Regions from separate parts of the Homo sapiens genome. Here region 2 is linked to region 1. The links are chromatin contacts, found by Hi-C or POLR2A ChIA-PET in ENCODE. All regions are on one chromosome and are shown on one strand. The core of a region is the stretch at or near the end of the contact, and the rest is flanking DNA. Distances in the headings are between cores, read along the strand shown. Region 1 overlaps SP110 (SP110 nuclear body protein). Region 2 overlaps CAB39 (calcium binding protein 39).

Region 1 (3,321 bases), core at 67-2,566:
CTGGGCTCATGTGATCCTCCCACCTCAGCTCCTGAGAAGCTGAAACTACAGGCACATGCCACTATGCCCAAAGTTTTAAAACATTTTTTTCTCTTTCAGAGATCGGGGTGAGGAGGCCTTGCTATGTTGCTCAGGCTGGTCTCAAACTCCTGGCCTCAGATGATTCCCTCACCTCGGACTCCCAAAAAGCTGGGATTACAGATGTGAGTCACCATGCCCAGCCTCACTCTTATTTTTTTAGGAGCCCAGCAGTAAGGCAGAATGGATGGGGAGATGCTGCTACTAAAATGTTGAAAAGCATGAGACTCCAGCTGGTTGTTAATTTCCACCTGACAGGCGATTTAGACTGAAGGGTTAGTTTTGATCATGGCAAATCTGAGCATGATGCAAAATAGCTTAACAATTTTTGTAAATGCATTTCTTGGAAGCCCACTCGCTGAGGAAGGATGACCCTCTGTTCTCCAGGACTACGGATATGCCAGGCACTGAGTGGCTCTCTGGTCAACCCTTTCTCCCTGCAGCTCCATGAATGGGTACCAGTTTACAATCTGTGGTTTGTGAACATGCCAACTCCTGGCATGGAAGAAGGGAAGGAAGCTGGGTGGAGATGAAAATCTTCCTTAGGTACCTCCCAAGAAATATCTGTACAAGTGAGGATAAAAATCAGGAAAAACCAAAGTTACAAATGTCTGGGATTGCAGGATAGCTCAACCAGCTGTCCCTCCCTAGTAAAGGAGGATGAAACCAACATTGGATCTGAAGGCAATTCCAGATGTTTGAGTCCAATGAGAAATTTATGTGTAAAAATATGCAAGCCTGATTATCCAGGAAGTTTAATTGATTTTATGTTGTTTACTTATTTATTTTCATATTTCTGAGGCAGGAAGAACAATGTAGGCATAAACTGCCTTTCCTTCCAGTTTGAACAAAGAGGCTGGATGCCATTTACTGCTCTCGTTGGGAGCGAGCTGCCGATCTGGGAACAGAGCATGGTTTTTTTCAGCTTCTGTTCCAGAGATCCCTCCCCTGTCCTGCTTGCTGTTCTTTTTGCCACTCACTCCTTGCCTCCAGGAATGCCGAGGTGGTTTTTTTTCTGTAATCCTTGTCTTGTTTGAGCTCTCCCCAGGCTGAAACTGAGTGTAATACTTGCAAAATTCTGCTGTCCCAGAAATTAGGGGAAAGTAGAAAAGACGCAAAAAGGAAGCAGGAAATGCTCTTTACCTTGTAAAATGTTTTATGGTTGCGAAACATCAGGCGCATGTCTCGCACAAACCATGCCACCGTGTACATTTCCGTAATCAGCCTTTCCTTAACCAGGTCCAACCACATTGCTTCCTGAAAGGGCTCACCGTAATCTCGAATCTTGGGGACAAAGCCACCAGAGGTGACGTTAGCACAGCTGTCATCACTGGAATGGATCCAACTTAAATACAATCCAAGCCTTCATTTCCAGGGTCATAATGATAATACCATTTGACCTCTTTAAGCCAGCTATTGTTCTAGGCACTAGATAAACTAAATTCTAAGCCAAGTATATGAATATGTAATCTCCACATTTATGGGTACCATAAATAATAATGCCCATTTCATAGATGAGGAAACCGAGGGATGGAGAGGTCAAGGAACCTACCCAAGATGTCTCAGCAAGAAAGTGGTAGAGCTGAGATGGGAACCCACACAGTTTGGCATCTATGACTCTTTTTTTTCTTTTGAGATGGAGTCTTGCTTTGTCACCCAGGCTGGAGTGCAGTGGTGCGATCTTGGCTCACCGCAACCTCTGCTTCCTGGGTTCAAGCGATTCTCCTGCCTCAGCCTCCTGAGTAGCTGGGATTAGAGGTGCCTGCCACCATGCCTGGCTAATTTTGTATTTTTAGTAGAGATGGGGTTTTGCCATGTTGGCCAAGCTGGTCTCAAACTCCTGACTTCAAGTGATCTGCCCGCCTTGGCCTCCCAAAGTGCTGGGATTACAGGCGTGAGCCGCTGAGCCCAGCTGGCATCTGTGACTCTTAATCTCTAGTAGGAAAGACATTCTTCCTAAAGAGAAGATGAAACAGATACACAGGAGGAGAAGCAACTTGCCCGGTATCCCAGAGCCCGTGAGCAGTGGGGTGGAGTTTGAACCAGGTAGTCCCTCTCCAGAGTGTGCAGCAAAATCCCTGCTGCCCCGCTCCACTGCTGCCACGCTGCCCTTCTCTTCTGTTCTCCAGCTTCCTGAGCAAACTGCAGCACCTGCCAGATCAGCCCCCAAATTTCTCCAAATGCATTTTATGCAAGAGAACCGTAAAATGTGACTTACATTAAATGGGATGCCCGTAAAAAAGGAGCTTTGTGGATGACAGTAGGCCTTCAAGAGGAGGAACTCACATTTCTGTAAAATGTGAAGAGGGCTTGAAAGTGAAATGCAGCTTAGAAACAGTGAAGCCAGGCGAGTGTCTAGACATGCACACGGATGGGGCAGCCAAGCCCAGTCAGCATTCCAGCCATGCTTCCCAAGGCGCACAGGGTGTGTGGGATTTTGTTTAGACTCTGAGTTTGGGCATTAAATCGTCATCCTTTAAAGGGAGACATTGAAGGCTCCCTTTGGTACATTGCCCTGACCCTGTGCCTGTTTGTGCTTCTCGTGTGAGAAGGGAAAAGTATAGGTTTGGGGTTTGCATCCAACTCACCAGCTGGTCCTGAGGCTGCATCTGCCTCTCCAGGGTCTTAGATACATGATGGCACTGTTGGCTTCCTGAAGACCTCTTCATCCTGCAGAAGGTGCAACTCCACAGCATCCTGAGAGGTTGGACACAAGGTGAGCAGAGGGCAAAGCCCCTGGAAATGGCCACCATTCCTGTGGCTGCCACTGTCTTCCCTCAGGAAGGATGGGCTCAGCCATGAGGGTGGGACACCTCCCAGAGTGTCCAAGATCCCCACATGGGGTCTCCAGCATTGGCCCTTCCCTCGCATCAGTGGTAGCGGCAGGCGGGCAGCCTGAGGAAGGTGGTGTCACTGTTAAGTGTGGGCTCTCTTTTCCCTGTCTGAGCTGCTGGGAGCACAAAGGAACCCTGCCTGCCAGGCTTGAGTGTCAGAATCTGGGCTTTCACCTGCAGGGACCTCAGGCCTCCATCAGCCAGGTGAGACTATGGTGAAATGTGTGACAAGCCGTGCTTCCTGTCTTTCCTCAACAGGCACAGAACATAAGCTGGCTTTTCCCGTCCCCTCCTCCTTTTGGACAGGAGTCCCTGCTGTCCAGGGAATAGCATACTAGGAAAGGGCACTTCCAGGGGCAGAAGCAGTGTGGGGCCAAGAGGCTCACTGGCAGTCTCAGAGACCCAGAGA
Region 2 (3,637 bases), core at 785-3,284, 620 kb after region 1:
GTGATACTTAGTACCTTCATTATTAATCTATATAAAGTCTTCCCTAAACAGGCCTAGTTTAATTGGAAGATAGGTCTACTTTCCATTAAAGCCCAGCTTCATACAGAATTATTCCATTTTTAATATAGCAGCAGAGTATATTTTCCTCTCCTTCCATCACTATGAAAGGAAAGCACATATAGTGTTCCCAATGTAAGCATCTTATTTGAAGCTGCTTGTTCCATTTGGGTGGAATTCAGATCCCTTAGATTGTTAACATATTGCAGGGTTTTGTTTCTCATATCAGAGTCAGCGTGATCCTGAGACTTAGAAATGGTGGAAATTATATGTGGAATATAGTCAACCCATTGTTGTTTTTGTCAACACATTGTTCATGTTAAAAATAGTACACTAGTAAACTTACAATTTGGAATTACAAATGAAGAGATAATTTAATGTCTATGAATGTGTTAAAGTCAGATATTCAGTCATAACAATAAGTACAATGGCCTTATTCGAGTTCATTTGGGAGGGTGAATGAGCATTTTGATGTTTGGTCAGGAAAATGTGTTAATGATTGTATTCCTAATAGGGCAAAAAAGACGTGGCTCAAATTTTCAACAATATTCTCAGAAGACAAATTGGTACGAGAACTCCTACTGTTGAATACATCTGCACCCAACAGAATATTTTGTTCATGTTATTGAAAGGGTATGTACAATGTAATAAAATTTGTATTCTCAGTTGAACATAAAGGAAGGATTGCCTTGGGAAAAAAAACAGGATGCTGAATGTGGGAAGCATTTTCTCTGTAGTTAGATAATTTTTCCATAGATTTTGAACACATTTCCCTCCTTGAAATTCAACTTGTGAGCTAAATTGAATTTGAAAATGCCCTACAGGTGGGAATTTAAAATTAGGTGAATTCTGAGCTTTTAAATTCACAAATCCAGCATGACTGAAGGAAAAAATAATAATTCTCTGTGGTCTTATTTCTGTTCTCTAGGATTTAAAAAAGTTGAATTTCATTGAAGTATCAGTTAAGTTATATATTGAAAGACATCTCCTTTGGACATAATACGCACGCTGTAAGGCAGTAAAAGCTGCCTCTTAAATGGAGCATGGATTCTCTACAGCTTTACTTTGTTGAGTCAGCAAAGTACATGTTTATGAAGTAGTGTCCTTTGATTTTTACCTCTCTGTGTCCACTTACTAATCCATATAATTTGGTAATTCACAGTGCATCTTCCTGAAATTACTACTGGTCTAAGCAGGCATTAATGTTTGGGTAGTCTTGTCAGTTTAAAAAAGCCTGAAAACCGAACCATAGAACCAAATGCCCTTCTCCCTCATCCCTGAGCCTCATTGACTGGCAAGGTAACCTCCTGCTGTTTCACACCAGAGTTGTGTGCCAGCCCCGGGTATGGTGTGCATCTGTTTGTCCCAACATTGGTGGTGGTCTGTTCTATTAAGTTGGTGGGCAGGCATGTTCCTGGCATGACTGTTGGTGTGAATCAGCTTGCTCTACTCCTCCTGGCTTTATAGCTTGCCTCAGTCTGATTCACGTCTCTGCGGTTTAACACTTCCCCCAAGTTCAAGCTTGTTTAGACAAAGTGTGAGTCAGTGCCTGTGTTGCACGCCAGCGTTCTGTTTCCCTCTTTCTATTTCTAACCATCTGTGTTACTTCTTCAGATTTTGGGATACAGAACTTTTGGCATCTAATTTTGTGTTGTATCAATTCAGAGTTGTATGTAAAAACATGTAGTGAGCAGTGTGAAATTGTGGTGATCTTAGAGCAGCTTTCAGGTGCCTTTGTGTGTTTTTAAAGCCCATATTTCCTTTTCCATAGAAACCAAGGATTATTAAAATCAATACATTAGTTAACTCTGCTGACATTTTTCACTTCAGAGTAATCAGAGGCATGATATGAATGTTGTTAAATGGCATGTCAAGAAAGACTTTTGAGATACAATTTACAGTTTAGAGCTCTCACCTGTGCTGGCCAGAGCAGACACTTCCAGCCAGGAAGTAGCATGGAGAATGCAACTGGTGGGCCCACCGGAAGCCCCGCCCACCTCCTTTGTTGTGAAAAATATACGTACAACTAGAGGGAATATGTAACATACCGGTTCCTACCCTAAACCCAGCTTCAACAGTTACGAATGTTCTGTCATTCTTGTTCCTCTAGTCCTTGCCCCCTTTTTCCTCTGACACATGACATCACTCAGTATGCATCCCTAGTACGCATTACAAAACACAGTATAACACAGTTACGTTACCATTTGCAAACCTAATGTCTAATGCCCAATCTACAGATTTCCTCAATTTTCACAAAAATGGCATTTTACAGTTCGTTTATTTAATATTACTTCCAGGCTGGACATGGTGGCTCACGCCTGTAATACCAGCATTTGGGAGGCCAAGGCGGGTGGATCACTTGAGTCCAGGAGTTTGAGACCAGCCTGGGCAATATGGTGAAACCCCGCCTCTACTAAAAATACAAAAATTAGCCGGGTGTGGTGGCACACACCTGTAATCCCAGCTATTCGGGAGGCTGAGGCACAAGAATAGCTTGAACCCAGGAGATGGAGGTTGCAGTGAGCCGAGATTGCGCCACTGCACTTTAGCCTGGGTGACAGAGCAAGACTTGATTTCCAAAAAAAAAAAAAAGTTCCAAACAAGGCCCACAAACTGAATTTGGTTAATACTCTGAGCTCTCTTTTAATCTATAATAGTTAATATTATGCCATCTCTTTGTTGAAGCCTGGATTGTTTGTTTTGTAGAAAAATCATATATTTTAGACTTGGCATTCCTGTTGCTTCTGTAACATGTTCCACTATCTGCTAGTGATTTAACTGGTAGATAGTTAGATCTGGCTTTTTTTTATTAGATTCGGATTCACTTTGAGGGGGGCAAAAGTTCATGGATGGTGCTGTGTGCTTCATATTGGGTGGCACTGGTTATCCCATTTCTGGTGATGTTCGGATTGACCGGTGGATGCAGGTGTCCTCAGTCTGTAATCTGTCCATTACAAAATTCTCATTGACCTTTCACCTCCTGGTTTTAGTTTCCATTGAGAATCATTGCCTAGATTCAGAATGGCAGTTTCCTGATTCTGTTATTTCTTCTTCATATAATTAAATTGTTTCTATAAAGAAGAACCCTTCTTCCTTGATGACTTAGTTATCCCAAAATAGTCTCATTTTTTAGTATAATCAGGTATTTTTTTTTTAGTATAATCAGTTGATGACCTGGCCACTTCCTTAGATAAGTATTGAGTTGTTTTAAGGATCATTATAAACTCACGTTTTTGTCTTTTTAAAAATTATATTTGATATGTCTCAATCCATTCCAGTCATTACTTTCTTGTGTCCAAGTTGCCCCATCTTTGGCCCTTGGGAACTCCTTCAAGTTGCCTTCTGTGTTGTTTTGGCAAGACCCCATCAGTCTGTGATTGCTTCCTTGCTTTCTGGCGTAGGATGACCATCTTGCTCATTTTGTACGAGTCCTGCCAGACCTGGAAACAGCTGTTTCTTGAAGGAGCGCTGTGAACTGCATTTTAAGATTTTTGTACTTTTGTTAATTAATTTAGACTGCTTCCATACAGTGTGATTATCTTCTTAGGCTGTGAGTACTTCTGTTAGATATTTATTTGCG

Evidence for each region. Hi-C counts contacts between places; a loop is a spot of excess contacts on that map. ChIA-PET counts read pairs that join two places held with the same protein, here RNA polymerase II (POLR2A). Pooled maps may share reads with other maps.
Region 2: a pooled map shows a loop between it and region 1 (2.2-fold over the local background). The contact joins two enhancer-like sites. A Hi-C loop is called at or near these places in 1 of 37 single-sample maps with no recorded cell type and 4 of 50 pooled maps. POLR2A ChIA-PET finds 5 or more read pairs at or near these places in 4 of 52 experiments (K562, activated T-cell, activated naive CD8-positive, alpha-beta T cell and 1 more).

Annotation. Positions count from the first base shown.
Region 1 is chr2:230,169,400-230,172,720 of GRCh38, forward strand. It overlaps SP110 (SP110 nuclear body protein), which reads right to left. Exons shown (of 19, transcript NM_080424.4): 16 at 2,667-2,775; 17 at 2,297-2,368; 18 at 1,222-1,362. Among named protein-coding and RNA genes, the nearest start is that of SP110, 49 kb to the right of the region's middle. Within about 2 kb of position 1,317, at least 4 of the 41 ENCODE cell types and tissues checked have a DNase peak (open chromatin) inside an H3K27ac peak, as active enhancers do.
Region 2 is chr2:230,792,642-230,796,278 of GRCh38, forward strand. CAB39 (calcium binding protein 39) reads left to right here. Exons shown (of 9, transcript NM_016289.4): 4 at 572-690. Among named protein-coding and RNA genes, the nearest start is that of ITM2C, 70 kb to the right of the region's middle. RefSeq lists an enhancer at 635-1,834. Within about 2 kb of position 2,035, at least 32 of the 41 ENCODE cell types and tissues checked have a DNase peak (open chromatin) inside an H3K27ac peak, as active enhancers do.